Linked DNA regions of Mus musculus: region 2 is linked to region 1. Evidence: chromatin loops called from intact Hi-C (ENCODE). Cell type or tissue: gastrocnemius. All regions are shown on one strand.

What was found. A loop is a pair of places that touch in the nucleus more often than their neighbours do. Peaks named below come from ENCODE experiments on the same cell type or tissue, not always from the same donor. Only the 100,000 strongest peaks of a DNase experiment are listed, where the experiment ranks them.
Region 2: it touches region 1 in a loop (6-fold over the local background); 20 of 42 quality-filtered maps call a loop at or near these places.

What each region holds. Positions count from the first base shown.
Region 1 is chr2:170,342,381-170,350,380 of GRCm38, forward strand. It overlaps Bcas1 (breast carcinoma amplified sequence 1), which reads right to left. Exons shown (of 13, transcript NM_029815.2): 12 at 6,802-7,083; 13 at 4,611-5,768. The coding sequence ends at 5,694. Among named protein-coding and RNA genes, the nearest start is that of Gm39999, 8.8 kb to the left of the region's middle. In gastrocnemius, CTCF peaks have their summits at 966 (motif pointing left) and 4,987 (motif pointing left); DNase peaks (open chromatin) are centred at 966, 3,307 and 5,013; H3K27ac peaks cover 1,653 bases.
Region 2 is chr2:170,498,582-170,506,581 of GRCm38, forward strand. It overlaps Gm16796 (predicted gene, 16796), which reads right to left. Exons shown (of 3, transcript NR_040367.1): 2 at 4,110-5,782; 3 at 776-1,185. It also overlaps a transcript of Pfdn4 not described here. Among named protein-coding and RNA genes, the nearest start is that of Cyp24a1, 5.4 kb to the left of the region's middle. In gastrocnemius, no CTCF peak of the experiment used is centred here; a DNase peak (open chromatin) is centred at 4,885.

The DNA of each region.
Region 1 (8,000 bases):
TGTGGTGGCTGAGCCTTGGCTCACACGGGTCCTGTTAGCAGAAACTTCATAGGCGTGGTTGGTTTGGGCATTCCTGTCAGCTGCTGTAGTCATCGTAGCTGCCTTCTCAAGGCCGAGTTCACTCAAACAGTCAGGTGAAACTGATTCTAATAATCCCATAATCCCCTTGCCTAGAAGGGCACTTATCACCTGTCACTAGTTGTAGTCCAAAGTTAACCCATAGAACAAGGCAGAGCAAAGCCTTTCGGGACCAGAGCCAGGCTGTGGCACAACACCTGTTATATGTAAGGATGCATTTCATTGTCAAGTCAGAACAATCTCTGAGAACCAAAGCCAAGGCTGTCGCAAACACCATGCGTCAGATAAATAAATACCCTTTTGGCTAGTATTAGTTGTTCATGGGAATAGGGGGCTTCTGTTTCTTAGACTCCGGCTTTCCTGTGCAGGAATGGCTGCTATTTTACTGAGTACTGATTGTGTGAGACCCACTGCACTGTTAATGGTGATCACTGCAAGCCCACTATCGCTATCTCCTTATTACAGTAGGAAGCAGAGATGCTAATTCACCCGACCGATAACATGCGTACTCGCGTGCACGTGCACGTGTGTGTGTGTGTGTGTGTGTGTGTGTGTGTAGGGGGGGCGCAGGTTGTGGGAAATTATAGAAGCAGTCAAAGGTTGCTCGAATGCTTGGCAACCACACATTCTCCCAAAAGCTTCTTGCAAGGTGGGACAGAAAGGACCAGAAATCTCACCTGGCTCCTCCTTGTTTGAAGGGCTGTGGGGATCATAGATAGCAACTGACCTGCCCGGTTTCTCTCAACTCTTCCCGTTTTCTTAGTGAAACCTGACAGTATTCTGGAAGTTAGTCAACAGACAGACTCTTGGTTCAATTTCCTGGGTAGGCAATATAGTCGGAAGCAGCTTGGTCAGTCTGCGGAACCCAGTTCCTGGGCGCCCCCATGTGGTCGGATTACGTAAAAGGCGTTTGAATGATGGTGTCACTCCCAAGACATGAGCTCCTTCAAAGGCAATAGTTGCCAGCTGGGGCCATTTTGTCAGGAAGCACCTATTTGGAAATCTGAAACAAATGCACACAGGGTCCCTGCCAATCAGCTCCTAAGAAGATGTAAGGAAACACTTAAAGTCCGCGCAGGGAGGTGGGGGACGAAGGGGGGGAATGGAGGGGGGAAGGGGAGAGGGCACACAGCTGAAACTTAGATAAACGCATCAAGAAGGCTGTGTGTGCGATCCTGTCAGGCAGCGTGACCTGTATCCTGGTTTCTGTTAAATCATGTGGTTGGCTTCCGCCTGGCAAGTGAGAGGCCCCAGGGTGCAGAGGAGCGGGAGGTAGCTTTATGGGTGGCTACACAGAAGCCAAAAAAAAAAACAAAAAAACAGTCTAACCTCTGGAGAATCGACCCCTGGCCCAGTGTCTCTGCCTCCACTACAGACTGAAGAATCAATGTCTGGACGTTGCTTGCTGTCCTTTCCCCCCTTGTTGCTAACAGGCAGTCTTTCAGGGGCCCACGCTGCTCCACAATCCACAGAGTAAACACAGTCCTGACCAGGGACAAACCCGACTCTGCACACTGTGCCAAACTGCTTACTTAAGGGCTCTAAAGAGAACGCCGAGAGTGGTTGAAGCTGAGCCCCGTCAGCAACCCAGCCCTAATCTTGGGGTTTGCACCGTGGGAAAGTGGGTAACTGCTGCCCTTTCCCTCTCCTTCCTCACAAGCAGGACAGGGAAGGATTTTCTCTTCCATTTGTGTTCATTACCACGCTGCTGCCCCTCCACCCTTGTACCGCTGGAAATGGAACACAAGGCCCCGTTTGTGCTGGGCCAGTACTGTAGCTCTGAGCTACACCCTAAGCTCCAGTTTATTGCTCCAGGACCTGGCTGGGGCTCTGGGACAGAAGAGACCACACCTGCAAGTCCTGGATGTGGACACCTAGCCTTCTTCTGGGACTTTGGGGGGAGCCAGAGGGGTACGTTCTGGACTTTTAAAATCTAATGAGACCCCCACTGCTCTGGGTGTGTGTGTGTGTCTGGACTATATCTGGATTGTTTGACTGTTTGCATGGTGCTTGGGGGGTAGGGATTGAGAGAGAGAGAGAGAGAGAGAGAGAGAGAAGAGGGGGAGGGAGGGAGAAACAGAAACAGAGAGAAACAGAGAGAGAGAGAGAGAGAGAGAGAGAGAGACCTGTGTTTAATGAGCTACAAACAAAACAGTCTCTCTCTGGCTTTCTTTTTCCCCTCCTATTTTTTGGCAGCTCTTTAGGTTTGTGGCTCCTTCCCCCCCCCCCGCCCCCCTCCCCAGGATGAATCCAAGAGTGGCCTCGGGCTGCTGGGAACAACTGCTCCTTTGAGTGAACTCTTTTATGGATATTAGGCAAACAATTTCTGTCAGCAGGAACTGGGAGGCATCACTGAGAACATGCATGCACGTGTGTGTGTGTGTGTGTGTGTGTGTGTGTGTGTGTGTGCACTTGCATGTGTGTGTGTGTAACTTGCACGCACAATGCCGGGCATCTCATCTCACTAGCTCCATCCTTGGGAAAGGCACGTCTTCTTGGCAAGAGAGAGGAGACACTTCCCTGAGCACCTACAAACAAATCAGCGAATCATTAACCGACTCATGGTGACAACGGGCACCTTTGTCCCTCTCCTCCCGCACGCACGTCTTTACTTGGTTTTTCTTTGGGGCTAGGATTCTGGGTTGTTTCGGTGCCTGTCAGGTTTGCTTCTCACTCCTCACTCCACCTGCCAGAGCTTGGTTGGGCTCTGTGGGCCGAGCTCTCAGTTTCTTGCCCCCTCTTTGTCCTGTGAACTTTCTGTGCGATTTAGGGAGTGCCTTGCTGGGGCAGTTAGTGAACTCTGCATCAGAGAAAGGATTGCAACGGAAAACGCAACCTTCACAGGAAGCACAAAACTTGCTTCTTAAACTACAGCTGGGTTTACGGTCCCAGCAATAAATCACTGAGTTTGTGGCTTAAATTTCCTGGCCTTCATAAAAACAAAAGCAAACCACAATTTCATTAAGAGTGCCCTCTTCTTCAGCCTAGGAGAAGGGAGGGACCAGGAATAAACACCCGGGAGGGGCTTTGCTGAGCTTCTCTCAGACAACCCCTCTCCCATCCCAATTTAGAAACTGGAGGTTGCTATTGCCTGGTGGCCAGAGTCAGTCACTCCCCACTGCTTCTGCGCCTCCCAATCCTGCCTGTTAATGTCTCTCATCTCAGCCTGAGGCGCCGGTGCCCTGTAAGGTGAAACTGGCCAACTTCCTCTACAGGCTGAGCTAGCCCAGAGGCTGGCAAAAGGTCACAGCAGGCGTCACCCCCAGGGATCTGCAGACAAAGGAACTGACAGCTGGCTGGTCTCATTGGTGTCAACTCAGAAGGACTGGGTAGTGTGGCCACTTCTCCCCCTCTTCCAGTTTTCCCAAGGTGCTTTTAGCACCCTACCCCAATCTTTCCAGCAAAACCTTCTAGCATGGTACGGGACTCTGAACCCGGCAAGGAACAGACAGTGATTTCCAAATCAGGTCCTGAGGATCCAGGAAACAAGTTTAGCTTAAAGGAAACCACTGCTGATCTGTATTTGAAACCCAGAATCCAGTCAGTGTGCTGGCAGGCCCCAGGCCCCAGGCCACACTGCCTTACTTCCTCCATATCTGGGGGCCTCACAGACATGGCTGCTCTCTGGATACATTTACCAGTTTTCCAGTCTGTTCTGTCCTAGGTGTGGTTCCTGTGCTCTCATTCACGCTAGGACAAGATAGATGGCAATGTTTATTTCTGACCCCTGTGAGACAGTCTCATGTTCTGCGTGCGTGTGTGTGTGTGTGTGTGTGTGTGTGTGTGTGCATGAGCGTGCATGTGTGTGTAAAACCTGCCAGTGTGTGTGTGTGTGTGTGTGTGTGCAAATTTGCTAGTCTGGCAAGAATGAATATATTCTAAAGGGACACCCGCGATCCTCTTTGACTATAGACTATGGAAACAACCAATCTCAGAAAGTTAAAATTTCCCCAGGAGACCCCAGGAGGAGAAGGAAAAGGCTGAAGCCCTGGGGTGGGGGTGGGGGATGGAGAGGGAGGGAGGAGAGGGCTGGAGGAGGAGTTTACTGGAGAGAGCATCACTGCTCCTAGGAGAGACTTGGAGCTGAGGTAGAGGTGAGCAGGGAACCGCCCCTGGGCTGAACTGCTTGGCTATGCAGTCCTGTTTTCGACTTGAAGGACCTTGAAGGCAGCCTGTGGGAGGCAGGAGAGACTCTTGAATCTTTCTCCCTCTTCCCAGTGTGGCCACATGGAAGAATCTGTTTTTTAATATTAATTTGGCTCTTTTAATTGGCTTATGAAAGACTGGAGGTCAAACCTGGTTTGCTAGGGCAGAGGCTGTGAACTGATCATATGTGCACACCAATGTATTCCTGCCTATATGAGTTTGCAGTATGAATGTTCACGAACACAGAGTCGTGTGTGAGAGTATATCTGGACACGTGTGTGGGCATTCATAGTGTACACTGTCTTCCAGCTGCTTACAAAGACGCAGCCCTTGTAGAGAGCGTTGTCAGCGAGCTGCACTTGAAGTTTAGAATCAAAAGCTTTTCTAAAATGTAATATTTTTTTATTAAATTGGGAAAAGAAAGGTACAATACAGATGACTATCAGTCAATCATATGGTACTTGGCAATTCCATCTTAATGGATTCACAGTCCAATTCAGTTCTCTGTACAAGAATTAAAAAAAAAAAACCACCTCAAGTATTCGCATAATCTGTCAATTTTTATTAACTGGGTTAGGGGAGGGTTTTTATCAGAGCACATTATGAAAACATTAGGACATTACAGACAGGCGTGAGATAAGCGTCAGACCGAACAGATGAAGCAAGTCCCTCAGCCATCTGAGAAACATTAATAATGAAATAGTGCAGAAACAAATCTTTGTTAGGGGTACCGGATGCAAAGGGAAAAAGCAGAGATCCTGGCGCCCCCTTGTGTTGCAAAATGAACCTGCACCTTTATTTCATTTTGCTGTTTCCCTTTTGAAGTTGGGAATTCATGCCCTTGTCCCTGTGCCCCAGAAGTAATTGTTTCCCCAAATCCTAGCAAGCCCTCTCCAGCAAATCACTTCCCCATTCACTGATAACTTCCAAGGACCCTATTTGAAAACCAATTCTTGCCCATTCTTCTTTACAGCCCACACATCCTGTTCCAAAAGTTGGCAGACGCCCAGCGTAGATGCCTGCCCTGAGTCCTCCTTCCCCCAAGTGTGAAATGAAATAAACCAGTCTTCCCTTCCCCTCTTCAGGCTTAGAGGATGTGGCAAGAGTGGCTACAAATCCAGATATTCTTTGTCTCATAAGCACTTTTCTTCTGCATCTTACTGGATACCTGCCATTTTTTCATAACTTAACACAAATGCCTTTATCTACCTACTTCCTCCCCCACCTGGCACTCACCAGCTCCCTTGGATCAACTGGTCAACCTGCTAAGCCATTTTTACACTTAAATGCCAGGAAAGACTGGACCAGAGACGTAAATAATACACCTCGATCTACAACAATTCAGGTTGAAGTTGTAGGCAGAATTTCATTGGCTGACCAGAAGAAGAAGAAGAAAAATATATACACAGTGTGGGTCTGGACAGTAGATGGAGTGGGAGGAGAACCCAGTGGGAACTGGGTGATTTTGTTTACTTGGATTTTCCAACTGGTCCGATGGAGACCGGGTCCGTTTGCACCTGAGCATCCGACATCCGCTTTGGTCCCTGGAGAAAAACATAAAGCAGCCAGCGTGAGGCCAACAGCAGCGAGGGGGACTTATCACGTGCTTATTCTACGTAAATATGACAGTGCTCATGGGCGGATGTCTAGCTTTAATACCTAGCGACGTTGCTTCCTGGGTTTGTGAAATCCTAGACACATTATGATTTGATTTTAAAATGGGAGTGCTCAAACCCAACTCTGAGAGGTGCTCCCAGATAAAGTGTGCTCAAAGTGTGACACATATTAGAGCAGTCCTGGGGTCGGGGGTCAGGGGTCAGAGGCCAGGGTGGGACTTGCTATTCTAGTTCATTCTACATCCCTAGCCACTGTCAATAGCTCATTCTTTCAGGTTCTAACAAAATGGTGCCCTGATTTGTTCCCCAGCACTATCTGAAGTGACCTTACTCTGTTTGACCTGACATCCTCCTCCTCTGTGGGTTCAGTCTGCTGCCTCCTCGGGACCATTCGAGTGCCCCGGCATGTGGAGGTTGCACCTCACTACTGTCCCAGTGTGGCAGGTGGATGCGTGCAGTCTTGCACCACTACTGTCTCACCCTTTCCCCCACGGGTTGCTGTTGGTCATGGTGTTTATCACAGCAATAGAAAGCAAACTGCAACAGAATTGCAGCTGTTACCATGACCTCAATTTGACAACGGGGGAAACTGAGGCACGAAGGGGTTGGGTTGAGTGACTCAGCCAAGGACACAGAGCTAGGAGGCAGCCAGAGCAGAACTGCAGTGGAGTGGCTTGGCAGCATAGGTGTTTGGTCTTGCTCTCCTCCACGCTGTCCCTGCTACTATTTAGATCATCCTGTCCCCCACACCTGGCATCTTCATCCTTCCTGCCTCTATCCTTGGGCTCCAGGACAGCCTGTGTGTCTGCTGCTCTCTGTGCCTAGAACAGTGCCTGGTACCCAGCAGATGCTGGAGAGTCATTTGTTCATCAGGTTTCCGGTGAGCTCCCACTTTGGAGTTGAATACCACACCCCTTAACCAAGAACCGAGAAAGAAGCCTCGAACACCCCATCTGCTTACCAGGCCCTTCAGGAAGCCCCCGAGGGACTGTCGCCGCTTCTCAGACTTCTTTGGGGTCTTGTCCCCAGTCTGCATTGCGTTTGCCTCCACTGTGGGCGGCTGCACACACGGCGCCGGCTCTCTGACTTCCTGTTTGCCGTTCTTCTGCTTGCTGTTCTCAGTCGCTGACTTCTTGTCCACTGATTTCTTGTCCTTCGAGGAGGAGGTCTCCTTGTTTTTCTGAGCTGTTCCCGCGGGCTCTGGCTCTGGGGGTGAGGGCGTCTTTTCCACGGAGTTTGACGTCTACAACAATTCCAAACAAAGGCCCTGTTTAGTGTTTGAAAGATGATTCTTAATAGCAGAGATGCTCAGATGTTGGAAATGAGTTTGGGTAAAATGCGGAAGAAAGAAAAAAGAAATTATCAAGGCCGTGCATAACAGGCAGCATTTATTTATATATTTATCTTGCAACAATTCATTACTAACTATGGTTTCCCTGCAAGGACTCTCTCTGTTCCTTGGCAAACTACATGCATAACTTGGGCCGAGCCACTTAACTCCCCAGAGCCTCAGTTTCTCCATCCATACTAGGCAAATTAATCTTACTCCAGGTATGTGGCCCAGGCCTGGCCAGTGCAGCAGTGTACTTGATAGGGCATCTACAGCTCTGATTGGGTCAGGATATCTGAAGACGCTCTGATTGGGTCAGGATATCTGAAGACATCTCTGATTGGTTCAGGATATCTTAAAACAGTTCTGATTGGTTCAGGATATCTGAAGACAGCTCTGATAGGTTCAGGGAAGCTCAACACAGCTCTGATTGGTTCAGGATAGCTCAAGACGGCCGTTGATCTGATACTAGAGCTTTGCTAAAGTTAATCAAGAGGCCTGGCTTCAGTCCCATCAGATTTGAAGCTATGAAAAGCTGGGCCTTTAAGACTACGTTTCAAGAGAAAAATATGCCTGGACAGGAAATCAACACAGAAAGAAGCAGAGCTGAGACTGTGGGAAAGAAATCCGTTCAGATGGCTGCGCGTATGCCCTTGGATCCAGCCGTTCCTGGAGCCTATGTGAACACATAGCCTATGTGAACACATAGGCTGGGGGCGGAGAGAGTATCCCATAATTAGCATAAGTGACTTCTTTCTTGAGGGTGCTCATTTTGAAATTTATAAGTATACATGCTTATATTTTTATGTGAAACAGTTCTTTTATTTCAT
Region 2 (8,000 bases), 160 kb after region 1:
TCACTCCAATACTTATTTATTGATTGATAATTTATTTATGTATTTACCTCCCAAATGCTGCCCCCTCCCCCATCCCCTCACACTTCCTCCCTCCACTTCCCCTTCACCTCTGAGAGGATACCCCCCACCCCCACCCTCGTGGTTTATCATGTCTCTGGCAGGATTAGGCATATCCTTTCCTACTGAGGCCAGACAAGGCAGCTCTCTGCTGTGTATGTGCCAGGAGACAAATTTCACTTCAGCTCAACATCAAAAACACGTGAAAGAACCGTAACCCCACCCCCACCCCCCTGCCCATTGTCACAGACATTAGTAGCCCCAATGGCATTTGGATCCCAGTTTCTAACCCAGCCTGACTCTTCAGCATCGACATCCATATGTATCATTATTTCTATTGCTTTCTTGAGACAGTCTCATAGCCCAGGCTAGCTCAAACCCCTCATCCTCCTGTTTCCACCTCTAGAGTGTTGGCTGATGGTTTATTTCACCATGCCTAACATCACCTGGCCAATCATATCACTCTCTTCCATGGCGATGGAAGTATTCCTTCCATGACGATGTGCCCCAGAGGAGGGTGGGATCAGAACTTTCTCGTTTGGGTACGTGGCAGAGAGTGGCAGAGAGCATGCATCCTTAGAGGGAGGTGTTATTTCCGCATCTCTTCTCACTTGTGCCTGGATGCTGCAAAGACCCCATCCTTGGGTGTGTGTGACAACTGTCTTGTTATTTCAGCCAGTGAGCTACTATTTCTTTTCCTTTTTTTTTTTTTTATTTTGCATGATCAAGACCGAGACAGGTTTCAGACAAAGTAGATTCTCCTGGGAGTTTAACGTTAGACAGTTTTTGTTTGCTTTGTTTTTGAGACAGGGTCTCACGATGTAGTCCTGGCTGTCATGGAACTTGCTATGTTGACCAGGCTGGTTTTGAACTCACAGAGATCTGCCTGCCTCTGCCTCCTGAGTGCTGGGATTAAACTTATGTGCCACACTGAATGCTAGCACTAGACCGCTTCATGAATTACAAAGAGATACTCAGAAGTACAGGAAATTATTAGCTAGTGTATTTATAGAAGTAAATTAGAGAATTTCAGATTCATAGAAGTCCATGTCTCCTGTTCACTGGGGAGAGTCCCCAGTCTCAGCATAGAGTTTATTGGAGGTCCATTGAGTGGGACATTTGTCAGTCCTGGAAGAGGTTCAGAACACCAAAGTGATTATGTTGCGCATACTCTCAGGAACTTAACCTTCTTTCCTGGGCTTTGGGCCTCCCTCATTCCATGGCCTCTGTGAGGCATGCAGCCATTACCTCTCAGAAATTCCTAAAGAAAGATCTGAAAGTGGCTCCTAAGAGCCAACCCCATTCCCAAGATCTGCCCAGGCCACCTCTACTGTTCTGAGAAATCCTAACTATCTCCTGCAAAGATTGATTAGATTCATTAGACCCTAGCCTTTCTACTATGCAACCACACATGACAGTGTGTGTGTGTGTGTGTGTGTGTGAGTGTGTGTATGAGTGAGTGTGTGTGAGTGAGTGTGTGTGAGTGTGTGTGTGAGTGAGTGTGTGTGAGTGTGAGTGAGTGTGTGAGAGTGAGTGTGTGTTTGTGTGAGTGTGTGTATGTGTGAATATGTGTGAGTGTGTATATGTGAGTATGTGTGAGTGTGTGTGAGTGTGTGTGAGTGTGAGTGTGTGTGTGTGTGTGTGTGTGTGTGTGTGTAGGGCGGAACCTGTTGGAGGGCAAGGGCTTGATTTGGTCCTCTGTCTTGGGAAATACAAAACTCTTTCAAATATATGGGTTGGCAATACAATTTTGAGTCTCAAGCCTTGGCTGACCTAGGGTGACCTAGCTGCTTTTTGATTGCGGGAATTCGGAGGGCTGCTGACTTTTCATTTCTTGAGCAGAAGGTGGTGGAACCAACCTCACAGCCAAACTCAAACATCACAGAAATGGGAAGAGTGCCAACATAGGCTCCTGTGAGGATGCTGCACAAAGTCCCCAGCAAAGTGAGACGTTTAAGAACTTACCTTGTAGTGCTGTGCATTGCACACCTGGTTCCTTGGGACCCAGAGGGAGGGTGTTTCAATCATGATATCTGTGCTCAACTAGATAGTGGCAGTGTGTGTGTTTGTGGTGCTGGAGGCTGATCACAGAGCCCTGTGCACACCAGAGAAGCATTCTACCACGGAATCTCCTGACTCTTATTGTTTTGAGACAGTGTCTTTCTGAGTTGCTTAGGCTGGGCCCAACCTTGCTACTGTCTTACCTAGGCCTTGCAAGCAGCTGAAGTCATGTTGTTTTGATTCAGTAAACTGTACAGTTAAATAGAAGAAAATAGGTAAAAAAATAAAAAAAGGCCCCCCCCCTCACACAGTTTCTCTCTCCACCCCTCTACTCTGCAGCCACAATCTTCATGACTTTTCTCCTGCACCTTTCTTCCCAGTTACTTAAATCTCCTTGAAACTGTAAGCTACTGTCTTTTGTTGATTGACTCTCCTATAACACATGACCCATGATGTTTATGTTGAAGAGCACCCAATAAGCAAATAATAGGCAATTGATTATTGATTCTTTCCTCGTTCCCCAGCAAAACCCAGCGAGTTTAGTAACAATACATTGTTTGTTTTCTGAGGAAGTTATTGGTAAACCCTGCAGATGCTCATCTGGGTACCTCTGGGATGAAACTGTGTCTCCCCTCCTCACTGGCTGTGTGGGCTTGGGAAGATGTTGTGTTTCTCTGAGTCCAGGTTCCTCGTTTGCAACACTGGAGGTCAGTGGACACTCTTCCCCAGATGGGCTGAGAGCAAGAGCTCAGGTGGAGCATAGCCTGTGTCTTCCTGGACTCCATTTGGCACGCACTTGCTTTCCGGTTTCTGAGCAAAACTAGGCCATGCTGAGCAGTCAATATTTTATTCCAAGTGTGGAGAAAGGTATCTGAGAACTCCCAACACAGTCACATGGCGGGGGAGAGCTTTTGAGGTTCGCTGGCAAAAGAGCCATTCTCTTTTAAAGCAGGAAGAGCATGGTGTAAACAAGTCAGTGTTTTAGAGATTTATTTTATTTTGTATATGTGTGTGCCTCTGTGTGTATGTGTTGTGCCTGTGTGTTAGCCTTGGTATATGTATGTGTGTGTATATGTTTGTGCCTCTGTATGTATGTGTGTGTCTGTCTGTGTGTTAGCCTGGATATATATATATGTGTGTGTGTGCCTCTGTGTGTATGTGTGTGTCTGTTTGTTGAGTCTGGGTGTATGTATGTGTATACTTGTGTGTGCGTGTGTTTGTGTGCCTGTGTATGTATGTGCCTCTATATGTGTGCTTGTATGCATGTGTATGTATGTGTGTGTATGTGTGTGCCTGTGTATATGTGTGTGCCTTTGTGTGTGTGTATATGTGTCTGTGTGTATGTACGTATGTGCCTGTATGTGTATGTCTCTGTGTGTGTGTGCTTGTATGTGTGCTTGTGTGTGTGTATGTATGTATGTGCCTGTGTGTATATGTCTCTGTATGTGGTGTGCCACATGTACTGATGAAAGCCGGAAGAGGGCATCCAAGCTCATGAAGCTGGAGTTACTGGTGACCATGAGCCACCTGACATCAGTCCTGGGAACTGAACCCCGCAAGGCGGCTCACCCCTAACTGCTGAGCCGTCTCTAGTGCCAGTTAGTATCGGTATTATTAGTCTTAAAAAAAAATACAAGGTCTTGTTCTGTAGTTTAGGCTGGCCTGGTAGTTTTTAAGTAGCCTAAACTGGCCCAGAACTGTGGCAAGCCTCCTGCCTCAGCCTCTCTAGTGTGGATTTAGAGGCTGCCATAGCCAGGAGCTGCAGTAGGAATGGTGACTTTGAAAGGTTCAGTCGTAACTGTCTAAGACAAGTTAAACCAGACAGTGAAAAACACTCCAGGGGTTGTGTGTATGTGTTTAGATTTGGTGAGACAGGGTCTCATGTAGCCCAGGTTGGCCTTGATCTCACTGTGCAACTGAGAGTGATTTAAAACCTTGTCTGACCTTTGAATTGATTTCCCAGCCTCCACCTATGGATTGTTTTCTGATATTCCATTGGTACCATCTATGTTTCATAAGTAAAAATTTAGATTACATCATCACATAGATACCTGTTCTGCGTCTTTTCCTGCATGGTATGACTTGGCTACTCTGATCTGTGTGTAATACAGGGAAATCTTATGATGGGATTTTCAGTGCCAAATACTTTGGGTCTGAAGCACGGTTTTGTTTGCTCTCGTATGTTGGGAGCCTTCCATGATGACTTCAGGGACTGTTGACTTCCTTGGGTATCACTGAAATGTGATTATACTTTTCCAGGGCTTTAAAGTGAACCAGCAAACATAGACCTTGCCAGGGACCGGTGCAGGAAGCATTTCTGTTGTTAGGGAAAGTAAACTCCTGGTGGGGTGAGCGTGGCCACTCCACTGTTGTGTCAATGATCAGACAGAGGACCAGTGAGACAATTCCAGGTAACTATGGAAGAATCCCTTTCTCCTAAAAACAAAAGCGCTCAGTCAGCAGAGAATGTGCCCAAGTCTTGTGCAGTGGCAATTTTCCTAACTGTTCTTATGACAGAGTTTACTGTTGGCTCTTCCACCCAGCGACAGCAGTTAGGCGAGCCCTTCTGTTCTGACAGCTTCTAGGCTACTGGAACTTGGACGAGATGGTTGGGATCCTGTGTGGTCATACACGTACATCCACAGACTCCCTCCACTGTGATGGCAGTTTCCAGTGAAAAATAATTTAACATACATCTCCAGAGATCTCTTGACTTGTTTTCGTTCTCTCCAGTCAGAATGGAATTCTTTGGAGGAGTCACTAGCATTGCTGCTCAGCATCTATGGCGTGCTAGGCACCCTGCCCAGCCCTGTGTCAGAGAGGAACAAGGAGCCTGCTTAGTTAGAACGCACTCTCTGCTGATGACATCAACTCACACAGTTGCAAGGAAACAGGAGAGAGCCAGCCGCCATCCTCCTGGCTTCTGTTATTGAGCGTGGGTTCTGAGTCACTGCAGGTTCTTATCTGTCACATCACCAACGGGAAACAGCAATCTCTCTTGTTATTCCTCACTCTGGCAAAAACAGCCGTCCTCACTGAAGGTCCTACAGCTAATGGTTGGAGCTGGGTTCCTCTTGAAAGCTCCTCACCGGTGTCTGTCAGTGCTTGCCAGCTGAGTGGGGGAGGCTCAGGAGCCTCATCGTTTAAAGTAGTTCTAGTTTATGCCGGGCAGAAGCATCAAACTCCAGGACACTGAACTCTTGGAAGGAAAGGGTTGAAAAAATGCACATATAAGCTTCACTGTGATATTTATTAAGTCGAGACAAGAACATGTCAGAGAAATGGCAGATATGGTTACAGTATGATTGACTAGGTCGCAGAGGCAAGCTATGTCCCTCTAGTGACAATGGGGTTTCCTCTGGAGGATGCAGACAGTCTGATCGATTCTGAAACAGGCAGACAATCACTGAGTCTCCAAGGAGTCTTCAGGTCACTGTAGGATGAGATGCTGGGGTCACTTCTAGTGCTGGGTGTACAGCTCCAGGTACAGCCACGACACTGGCCATGTCCTCAGCTGCAGAGCAGGAAGTCAGCTCGTTTTACCCTCATTTCCCCATTTCTCCCCCTTCCTCACCCACAGCACAGCACAGCACAGCACAGCCTCTGATGTTTCAGAAATTATTGGGGACTATGAGCTAGGATGTTTAAGGAAGAATACTGCATGTTCTGAGATCAAAGTGGTGGTGACAGACAGGAACAATAGAGGCTCATGTGACACCAGTGGCTGGAGTAAACGAGAAGGAAAGGCTTACTTCAGTGCAGCACACAGCATGGTGGAAAAGTCCAGAGCTCAGGATGAGGCTCCTCTCTCACTGTCTCACACGGGGATCCTCTCACTGTCTCACACGGGGATCCTCTCTCACTGTCTCACACGGGGATCCTCCACTGTCTCACACGGGGATCCTCCACTGTCTCACATGGAGATCCTCTCTCACTGTCTCACACGGGGATCCTCTCACTGTCTCACACGGGGATCCTCCACTGTCTCACACGGGGATCCTCTCACTGTCTCACACGGGGATCCTCTCTCACTGTCTCACACGGGGATCCTCCACTGTCTCACACGGGGATCCTCTCTCACTGTCTCACACGGGGATCCTCTCACTGTCTCACACGGGGATCCTCTCTCACTGTCTCACACGGGGATCCTCCACTGTCTCACATGGAGATCCTCTCTCACTGTCTCACACGGGGATCCTCTCACTGTCTCACACGGGGATCCTCCACTGTCTCACACGGGGATCCTCTCACTGTCTCACACGGGGATCCTCTCTCACAGTCTCACACGGGGATCCTCCACTGTCTCACACGGGGATCCTCTCTCACTGTCTCACACGGGGATCCTCTCACTGTCTCACACGGGGATCCTCCACTGTCTCACACGGGGATCCTCTCTCACTGTCTCACACGGGGATCCTCTCACTGTCTCACACGGGGATCCTCTCTCACTGTCTCACACGGGGATCCTCCACTGTCTCACACGGGGATCCTCCACTGTCTCACATGGAGATCCTCTCTCACTGTCTCACACGGGGATCCTCTCACTGTCTCACACGGGGATCCTCTCACTGTCTCACACGGGGATCCTCCACTGTCTCACACGGGGATCCTCTCACTGTCTCACATGGGGATCCTCCACTGTCTCACACGAGGATCCTCTCTGTCTCACACAGGGATCCTCTATCACTGTCTCACAAGGGGATCCTCTCACTGTCTCACACGAAGATCTTCTCACTGTTTCACAAGAGTATCAGTAATATATTTAATAACATTCTTGAATTCAAAGTTTCTTTTTTTTAAAGAGAGTCAGGGTCTTATGCATTAATGTCCTCAAATGTGCTACGTAGCTAAGATGCCACTCACTTCTGGAATTATGAGCATGCACCACCATGTCCAGTTTATGCACTGCTTGGGGATGGAACCCAGGGCTTTGTGCGTGCCGGACAAGAGCCCTACCAGCTGAGCCACTTCCCCACCCCTCAAAGACTCAATCTGCTTAGGGTTTTTTTCTTTGTCAACCAAGTGGATGAATCTCAGTTTCGATAACTCTCTTGGGAATCTAAACCCAAGACCCAAGATCATTTACACAAACTAAAAGGTGGTGCTCCCAGGCTCGGCAGAGGGATACACACGATCCATATAGGGGACCTTGAGTACATCTCCTCTAAGTGTTTTAGAGAGCCAGGGCATTCAAAGTTAATGGAGGTTGGTTTGCAGTCTTTAGCGTTTTTCTTTAAAACACTCTCAGCTAGGTTTCGATTTTCCTGCACTGGGTGAGTGGGAGGCTTCTGAGGCAGCCTCCTTCCAGTCACTCAGGGAACCATGGCATCTGGGAACCATGGCATCTGGGTGCAGATTGCGGGAGGTGCGCTCTTTCTGCAGCACTGCATAGATGCATGTTGGTTGTTCAGTGCTCATGAGGTGAACAAAGATTTCCGGTAAAGGTCTACCTTGAGACAGAATGAAGAGACTCCACATCATCCCCATTGTCTTAGTCACCCTTCTGTTGCTATAACAAAACAAACACTATGACCTCCTATAGGGCAACTCATATAGAAGAAAGTATTTAATTGGGGGCTTGCAGTTTTATAGGGTCATGGCAGGAAGCAGACAGGTATTCTGCTGGAGCAGTAGCTGGGAGCTTTATATCCTGATCAGGAGGGAGGGGTGGGGGGAGGGGGAGAAAGATTTGCTTGCCTCTGAGTACTGGGATTATAGGTGTGCACCAACATGCTAGGTTTATTCAGTACTGGGGATCGAACCCAGAGCTTTGTGCACGATAGGTAGGCACTCTACCGAGCCACATTCCTAGTCCATCTCACTTGGTGCACTGAGGACAAGCTGAGATCTCTCCTTTTCTTTGTCGTGTTTTCCCGCTAGCGTGAGCACCGTCCACTAGTCATCATTGCTGGCTGCTTCCTTTCATGATTCTGGCTGCTGTA